2 separate regions of the Homo sapiens genome follow, and region 2 is linked to region 1. A link is an interaction called in ENCODE POLR2A ChIA-PET data of the cell type or tissue named here. Cell type or tissue: PC-9. All regions are shown on one strand.

The links. ChIA-PET counts read pairs that join two places held together with the same protein. Peaks named below come from ENCODE experiments on the same cell type or tissue, not always from the same donor. Only the 100,000 strongest peaks of a DNase experiment are listed, where the experiment ranks them.
Region 2: POLR2A ChIA-PET joins it to region 1 with 5 read pairs; 2 of 35 experiments call an interaction of 5 or more read pairs at or near these places.

The regions. Positions count from the first base shown.
Region 1 is chr7:22,176,757-22,180,756 of GRCh38, reverse strand. All of the region lies in intron 11 of RAPGEF5 (Rap guanine nucleotide exchange factor 5), which reads left to right. Among named protein-coding and RNA genes, the nearest start is that of RAPGEF5, 180 kb to the left of the region's middle. RefSeq lists an enhancer at 1,511-2,013. In PC-9, no CTCF peak of the experiment used is centred here; no DNase peak of the experiment used is centred here.
Region 2 is chr7:22,432,016-22,436,015 of GRCh38, reverse strand. The region is part of intron 4 of STEAP1B (STEAP family member 1B); the gene reads left to right. Among named protein-coding and RNA genes, the nearest start is that of STEAP1B, 66 kb to the left of the region's middle. RefSeq lists a cis regulatory region at 1,837-1,854 and enhancers at 1,774-1,918, 1,692-1,986. In PC-9, no CTCF peak of the experiment used is centred here; DNase peaks (open chromatin) are centred at 1,885 and 2,205; H3K4me3 peaks cover 433 bases; H3K27ac peaks cover 2,943 bases.

The sequences.
Region 1 (4,000 bases):
TACCTTTCCTACTTTTGATAATTGAGAAAATTGAGAACCATATCATATTGCAGATCGTGTACTTGAGCTTCTGGAAATTTTCAGTGTACATGTGTTATTTGTGAGTAGGCACAGCTGCATATAACAGAAAAGCTCTAATGATGATTTAAACATGGTATAAATGTATTTCTCTCTCATGTGAAAATAAGTATGGAGAAATACAGTCCGCAGCCGATAAAGCCACTCTGATATCAGTCAGTTCTGAGATTCCTTATTTGAACTTGATTTCCTGGGCCCTGATGGACACTAGCATAACTGTCCAGGCAGCAGGATGAAGAAAGTCATGAAGAGCACACTTGCCCGTCACACACGGCTTCTGCTTTTACCTCATGGACCAAAACTTAGTCTTGTGGCCACATCTAGCTGCAAGTGAAGCTGGCAAATATATTGTATATTGTTTTGTTGTGACTTTAAAATATCAGGGGAGCAACATGCCCAGGGAGAAAAAATCAAAGTTTGATTCCCAAAAAAGGGGCAAATGGCATGTAATTTTGTAAATAGAAGCTTATGTTAAGTTTGTTTTGATATTGTAGACCCAATACCATAATTATGTATTTGTTTCTTCAAAGAAATATGGACATACTATGTTTTAACGCATTGTATAATTGTCAAGGGAAAGGGGTCCTGATTCAGACCCCAAGAGAGGGTCTTTGTGTCTCACGCAAGAAGTAATTCAAGGCGAACCCATAGAGTAAAGTGAAAGCAACTTTGTTAGAGAAGTAGAGAAACGAAAGAATGGCTACTCCATAGGCAGAGCAGCAGCTTGAGCTGCTGGACTAAGGATACTTATAGTTATTTCTTGATTATATGATAAACAAGGGGTGGGTTATTCATGAGTTTTTCTGAGACTCAACGTTCCTCCCCTTTTTAGAACATATGTGGTAACTTCCTGATTGTTGCCATGGCATTTGTAAATTGTCATAGTGCTGGTGGGAGTGTCTTTTAGCATGCGATTGTATCATAATTAGCATGTGATGAGCAGTGAGAACAACTGGCGGTCACATTTGTCACTATCTTGGTTTTGGTGGGATTTGGCTGGCTTCTTTACCACATGTTGTTTTATCAGCAAGATCTTTGTGACCTGTACCTTGTGCAGACGTACTATCTCACCCTGTGGTTTAGGATGCCTTAACCTTCTGGGAATGCAGCCCAGTAGGTATCAGCCTTATTTTACCCAGCCCCTATTCAAGATGGAGTCACTCTGGCTCAAATGCCTCTGACATAGTCATTTTTTTAAAAAGCCTGTGAAGTGGTTTGGATTATCTCTGATATCCTCCTCAACAAGTGAATATTTAGAATAATCTTACATATGCTTAGCATGCAAGGTTTAGTTAGCTATAAGTACTTTTCTTATGTCTGATTTGAGCTGTTGATTTCATGTTTGAGAATTATACATCATTCACTCTAAATTCTTGTCATTGTTAGAAACATTTTTCATATAAGAAATTAAACATGAACTAAGAAATATTCCATATATTATTGCTTGGAAGAAGTATTATTTAAACAATGGCACAAATTAATAAATCTACTCTTATAGAGTAGATTTTAGTATCTAATTGTATATAATATTCTATTATTGTGACATAATAAGAAATACATACTTGGTCTCTGCCACTGGGCTGGAGCTCTTAAAACCATGGAATTTCATGAGTGATAGAAGTGATAGGAGCATCTTTTGTTTTAGTATTTGGTTTTAATCACTTATTCTTAACACAAGAGTTTCTAAGACCTTTGGAATGTCTAGAGTGATAGGAGAATCTTTTTGTATGCTAATATGATGACTGGTGGCTGGGGTCCCTAGATAGCTTCAGGATGGGAGCTGGTTGCCAGAAAGACAAGGCATGACTAGAGGGATAGAGCTTTTGGTCCCAGCCCTCAACGTCTGGGGAGGGGAGGGAGATGGAGATTGACTTAATCACCAGTGGTCCATGATTTAATCAATCATGCCTACCTAATGAAGCTTCTATAAAAACTCTAAACAATGAAATTCAGAGAGCTTCCAGGTCGGTGAACACATCCATGTGCCATGAAGATAGTGAACCCAAACCCCACGGAAACAGAGGCTTCTGTGCTCAGGACCTTTTTAGACCTCATGCTGTGTAACTACTCACCTGACTGTTCATCTTCATCTCCTTTATAATAAAGCAGTAAGTGTAAGTAAATGTTTCCCTGAGTTTAGTGAGCCCTTAACAGGTACTTGTCAGACCGCAGAGGGTGGTTGTGAGAACCCTGATATAGAGCCCACTGGTCAGAAGTACAGGTGACAACCTGAGACTTGTGATTGGCATCTGAAGTGGGATGCAGTCTTGTGGGATTGAGCCCCTGGTCTGTGAGGTCTGTGCTATCTCCAGGTAGTGTCAGAATTGAATTATAGGAAACTCAGTTGATGTGTTGAGAGTAGAAAAATGGTTTTTTTTCAGTATAATCTTTCATATAGAGAATTCATCTAGAAAGGAGGGAAGAATTTTATGATTTGGCCTTTTGTAAACAATTTTTTTAGTTTTTACCTTTACATTTCAATTTTAAAAAATATAAATATGTGTAACTGGTCAGTCTTAAAAACATTAGGAATTTGTGGACCATTTCAGTCCTTCCACGTGATTGTCAGTTCTACCTTTTGAAAAGCAAATTGGCTGATCTCGTATCTATTTGCTATGGCCAGGTGTCCACTAGAAAATAAAAAACAAAATAAAATTTGAGTAGGAATAAAGGAACTCCAGCATCCTGGCACTTAGGAAACAACTTTATAGGGGCATCTTTGGTGATTTAAGACCAATGAAAGACCACCTTCTTGTGTCTATGACTCTACTCCCGCTTCCAAACCTGGAGATTCTGTTACTTTCCTGCATTTTCTTTTCCCCTAAACCGGATGGGTTATTTGGGTCCACACTCTCGGGAGAGCATAGTGTAATGAAAGAACCAGGGCTGGGACTTAGGCCCTTCAGACATCATCTTGCTGAGGAGCCCTGGGTGGTTATTCTCTTTATTCATCTCAGCCTCAGTGCTGTCACCTCAAAAAAGATAATGTGCAACCTACCTTCTAGGGTGGATATGAGGGGCGCAGGCCATGTAGGTAAAGCCCTTAGTGTTAACAGGTGTGGAATGTTGGGTGGTGATTCCGTGATTATCATTAGCACTGGCACAGTTTGTGGTCAATAAAGGGTGGCTGTTTTGAGTATATTTAACTAGCGAGGCCGCTATCATTTTCCTCCCTTACTTTTTCTCCTTGCCCATTGAAGCCACTCTGGCTACCTGGTGCATGGCCAGATAGATATGGTTCAAAACAAATTTGGGGCTCCCTAGAAAATAAAGACAAAATAAAGTTTGAGTAGGAATAAAGGAACTTCAGCATCCTGGCACTTACATGGAAAACAACTTGATAGGAACATCTTAGGTGACTCAAGGCCAATGACATATGCTGGGTAGGGGTTGGGGTGTGGAGGACTGCCCAGACATTCACAGGAGTGTGATATTCATCAGCCTGGGGTGTGGAGGATGCCTTATGTGGTCATTTAATTATCTCACCAATCAGATTCCCAAGCTCTGTGAACAACTTTCCATTCTCCATGGCAGAGGGCACAGTTGTCATCCCTTAGTCACAGAAGTTCAGTAAATGGTTGCTGACCAAACCTTTCTCTGTGACCCAAAAACATGAGTCTTCCTTTCACCTGTGTGAGAAAGAAAGCAGCTGTGTGTTATTGAAAAGAACACTAATAACAGCTCTGGAACCAGAACACAGAGGCATGTCTCCTGTCAGCCACTGGTTGATATATTTGTCCTAGCAGTATTTTTAAATACAGGCAATACATTAAAGTAAATTTTCTTGTGTTGAAAATTGTCAGTAAATGTAAGATCCTGTGCCAGATTATTTCGAAAGAACCTCAATTGGCCAGGCGCAGTGGCTCACGCCTGTAATCCCAGCACTTTGGGAGGCCGAGGTGGGTGGATCATTTGAGGTCAG
Region 2 (4,000 bases), 260 kb before region 1:
AACACAAGTCTGCACCTCCAGAGTCCGGGCATGCCAGGCGGGTCCACCAGACCGTGTTCTGCCCACGCAGTGGCTCAGCTTGAGAGATGGCAGGTACATTAGGAAACTGCAAGTCATTCTGGCAGAAGCAGGAGTAGGGTGGAGCTGATAAAGGATGCTACTGCAGGCAGATGGAGGCCAGGCTAACTTGAATTGAGTCTTATATCACACCTGCTGGTCTCCATGAAGCCCATCCAGGTGAGAGCAACCTACGCTCACTTCTCTCTTTACCTCTCTGCCCACGGTGCGTATCGTGCACAGGTGAGCTTTAGATGTGGCTAAATAAATACAATTGAGTGCTTTACTGAATACTGTCTTGTCTCAGTTTCTCACGATTTTATGTGTATGCATTTGGTCTCTCAAGCAAATTTTAAGATTCTTTAAGGTGGAGACTGATGTTACTATAGACTTCTTAATAACCACCCCCCTTGGTGCTGAGCCTACAGAAAATGTTCAGAAAAAATTTACTGATGGAGGGTTGTCAATAAATGGCTTTTGGATTAGATTCTACTTATTTTTCTAAAATCTCAAGTGTTTAAAAATTGGACTTGAGCTTGAACTTGCTTTTATTTTCGTTTTGACACTCACCAGCTTCGTGCTGTCCCTCCAGCTTTTCTCTGTGGTTTGTTTGTGCCTGGTGCTTCTGTTTGAGCTGCTTGACCTTGCCTTATGGTTACACTTTCCACCTCCTTTCCTGCTGTGTCTAACAGGCTCGTTTTCTTCCAGACATTCAAGGTTGAGTGGGTGCAGGTGGGCAGGCAGGTGATTCTTTCTTGAATGGTTCATTGGCCATTCACATTGGTGTGTTGCTTGATTTTAATCACAATTGATTAACCTTCACTTGTTTCGGTAAATCTGGCCAGATCTATCTGGGACTAGAACTCTGGAACTATGTTAACCACATGTGGCTATTTACATTGACCTGAGTTAAAATTAAATAAAATTTAAAATTCAGTTCCTCGGTCACACTAGTCACATTTCAAGTACTTCTGGCCACATGTGGCTAGTAGCTACTCCACTGGACAGCATAGATTTAGAATCTTTCCACCATTGTAGAATGATTTGGGCTGAGAATATTGAATAAATTAACAAATTCTAGGGCAAAACTGAGCAGTATAAAAATAAATTTTGATAAAGGACTCTTATTTTGACTATTTATTATTCCTTGTAATATTAGCAGAATTCCCAAGGATAAAATTACATTGTAGAACTTATTATATAATCATTTGTTTAAGTATCTATGACTTCTAACAAATCTATGTGCTCTTCGAGCATAAGGAACATTTTATCTTTCCGTCTCTGGACTTGGAGTTGTGTCTGGCATAGAAAGGGCTCAAAAACATTTAGAGAATAAATACATAAGTGCTTAGAAACCTCATTTAATTTTCTTTATTGCAAACTATAGCTATTAGTCTCACATATTATCTTCTGAGATGTACCAATTTTTTTTTACCTATTCTTACTAGTCTTAATGTATTTTTTGAGAATATGAAAGAAAGGAAACATTCAAGAATTACATACAAATCTGTTTAAATGAAAATATGAGAAATCTATGGTGAAGACCTAGAAGGAAAAGCCCTCTATGGGGCCCATGTGGGATCAGCAGAGTCATGACTCTGGGGGCGATGTGACACTCATTTGCCTTTCTTGTGGAGTTGGCGGGAGACAGCATGGGGCATCATGACTTGATGGCCACAGGTGTCCTATCCTTCCCAAGGAAGGCGGTACAGACACGGAAAGCCGGCTTCCTGTCCCCTTCCTGTCCCTGGAGGGGCCCTCTGCCAGAACCCTGGGATGCTTATCTGGGCTCTGCAGATCTTTGGAATGAGGTCATCCAGGAAGTTGAATCCCTTTGATGCAATTATCTCTGCATCCTTGGCCTTTTGTTCTCATGGAGAGTAACCGGTGACCCTTGTGCTTCTTACGTGGTTAGAACAGCTGTTGTGAGGTGGGTGCCAGATGCACATCCCTGGGTGGCTGGACACATCCTTCCCAGCTGTCAGGATGGGTCCAATGGATGTAGGTGCCTCCCTGCTCCCGCCATAACACTGTTGTGAACCTGCAAAGGAGTTGAGAGGACAAAGGAGAACGTGATCGGTGGTGGATGATCTTACACACATACGTATACACACATGTTCATCATGACAAAGCCCAGCAGTTTTGTTCTTTAATTCATCTCAGTTGACAACCAGTTATACCAGTTCAAGGACTCATTCTTTCCTGAATGAGTAGTGGTGGGTAGCTTTTTGGAATAGCACAGTCCTAAATCTGTCTATCCTTTCACATCTTCCAATATACGCTTCCTAATTGTATAGGTATACTTTGCAATCTTTCCTGCCCAATAGAAGTTCTCCTATGTGGCAGGCCCAAATATCCACAATTTGGGTCCCCTTTCCTACATAGATCTCCTCTCCTTAAAACTGGTTTGGCCTAACCTGTCTTTGTGCTTTTGTGAGCAGGAAAATCCTCTCTCCCTGGGGTTACAATGAGTCATTATGTGGAGGGGGTGGAAGGGCTTGAAATAGTAAGTTGGGGGAAGGTGTCCTGTGGCTGTTACAATTTGGGTCCCCTTTCCTACATAGATCTCCTCTCCTTGAAACTGGTTTGGCCTAACCTGTCTTTGTGCTTTTGTGAGCAGGAAAATCCTCTCTCCCTGGGGTTACAATGAGTCATTATGTGGAGGGGGTGGAAGGGCTTGAAATAGTAAGTTGGGGGAAGGTGTCCTGTGGCTGTTACAGAAGTCTGGTCAAATTACCAGGTTCTCTGTCTTTTGGGGTGCAATGAATGGGAGCTTGCGAAGTTTGCTTTTTGATTTTGGGTTTTGTTTTGTTTTTTTTTGGTGAAATAACTCATTTAGGTTCTGTTAGATTCTGGGATTCTCTTTCTTCTCATTCTTCCCCCTGTGTTTTTCTATTTTTCATTTTCCAGTTGATTACTGAAATGTCCTATGAGCAGTCAGGCCGCATTTGCTGGCAGGAACGGCAGAGCTGAAGGGCTGAGTATTTTTCTACCTGAGGTTGAGCTCATGAAGCAACTGGCAGTTCTTTGCTGTCAGGGAGTTATGAGAGCATTTCTCTAACAAGAGACGAGGCTGCTATTGTACATGTGTGTGCTTTAATATTGCTTACCTATGTAATCCGTAGTGGATCATGGTACACATTTGCTGTTTTTTTGGCTACCTAGTGTCCGTTCTCCTTTCTTCTGGGTAGTAATTTCTCAATTTTCATTCAGGTATTGTACTAGTCAAGGTTTAGGAAGGAAACAGACGGCAAATCACATAGTTTAATGAAGGGGCTCATTACAGAGATATGGGTAGAATGAAGACTGTCCATTTGTTCAGGCTGCTATCACAAAATACCATAAACTGGGTAGCCTGTAAACAATGGAATTTATTTTTCCTTAGAGACAGAGTCTCACTCTGTTGCCCAGGCTGGAGTCAGTGGTATGATCTCAGCTGGCTGCAACCTCTGCCTCCAGGGCTCAAGCGATCCTCCCACCTTAGCCTCCCAAGTAGCTGGGACTACAAGTGTATGCCACTACAGCTGGCTAACCTTTTATTTATTTATTTATTTATTTATTTATTTATTTATTTATTTATTTATTAGGTATAGGGTTTCTCTATGTTGCCAAGGCTGGTCTCAAACTCATGGCCTCAAATGATCTTCCCACCTCAGCCTCCCAAAGCACTGGGATTAGAAGCGTGAGCCATCACATCCAGCCCAGAAATTTATTTCTCACAGTTCTAGAGGCTTGGAAGTTCAAAATCAAGGCACAAGCAGATTTGGTGTCTGGCGAGGATCTACTTCTCATAGACAGCCATCTTCTCACTCTAACCTTACATGGCAGAAGGGGTGAGGGGTCTCTCTAGAGTCTCTTTTATAAGGACACCAATCCCACTGATGAAGGTTCTACCCATGATCTAATCATCTCCCAAAGGCTCCCTCTCCTAATACCATCGCCT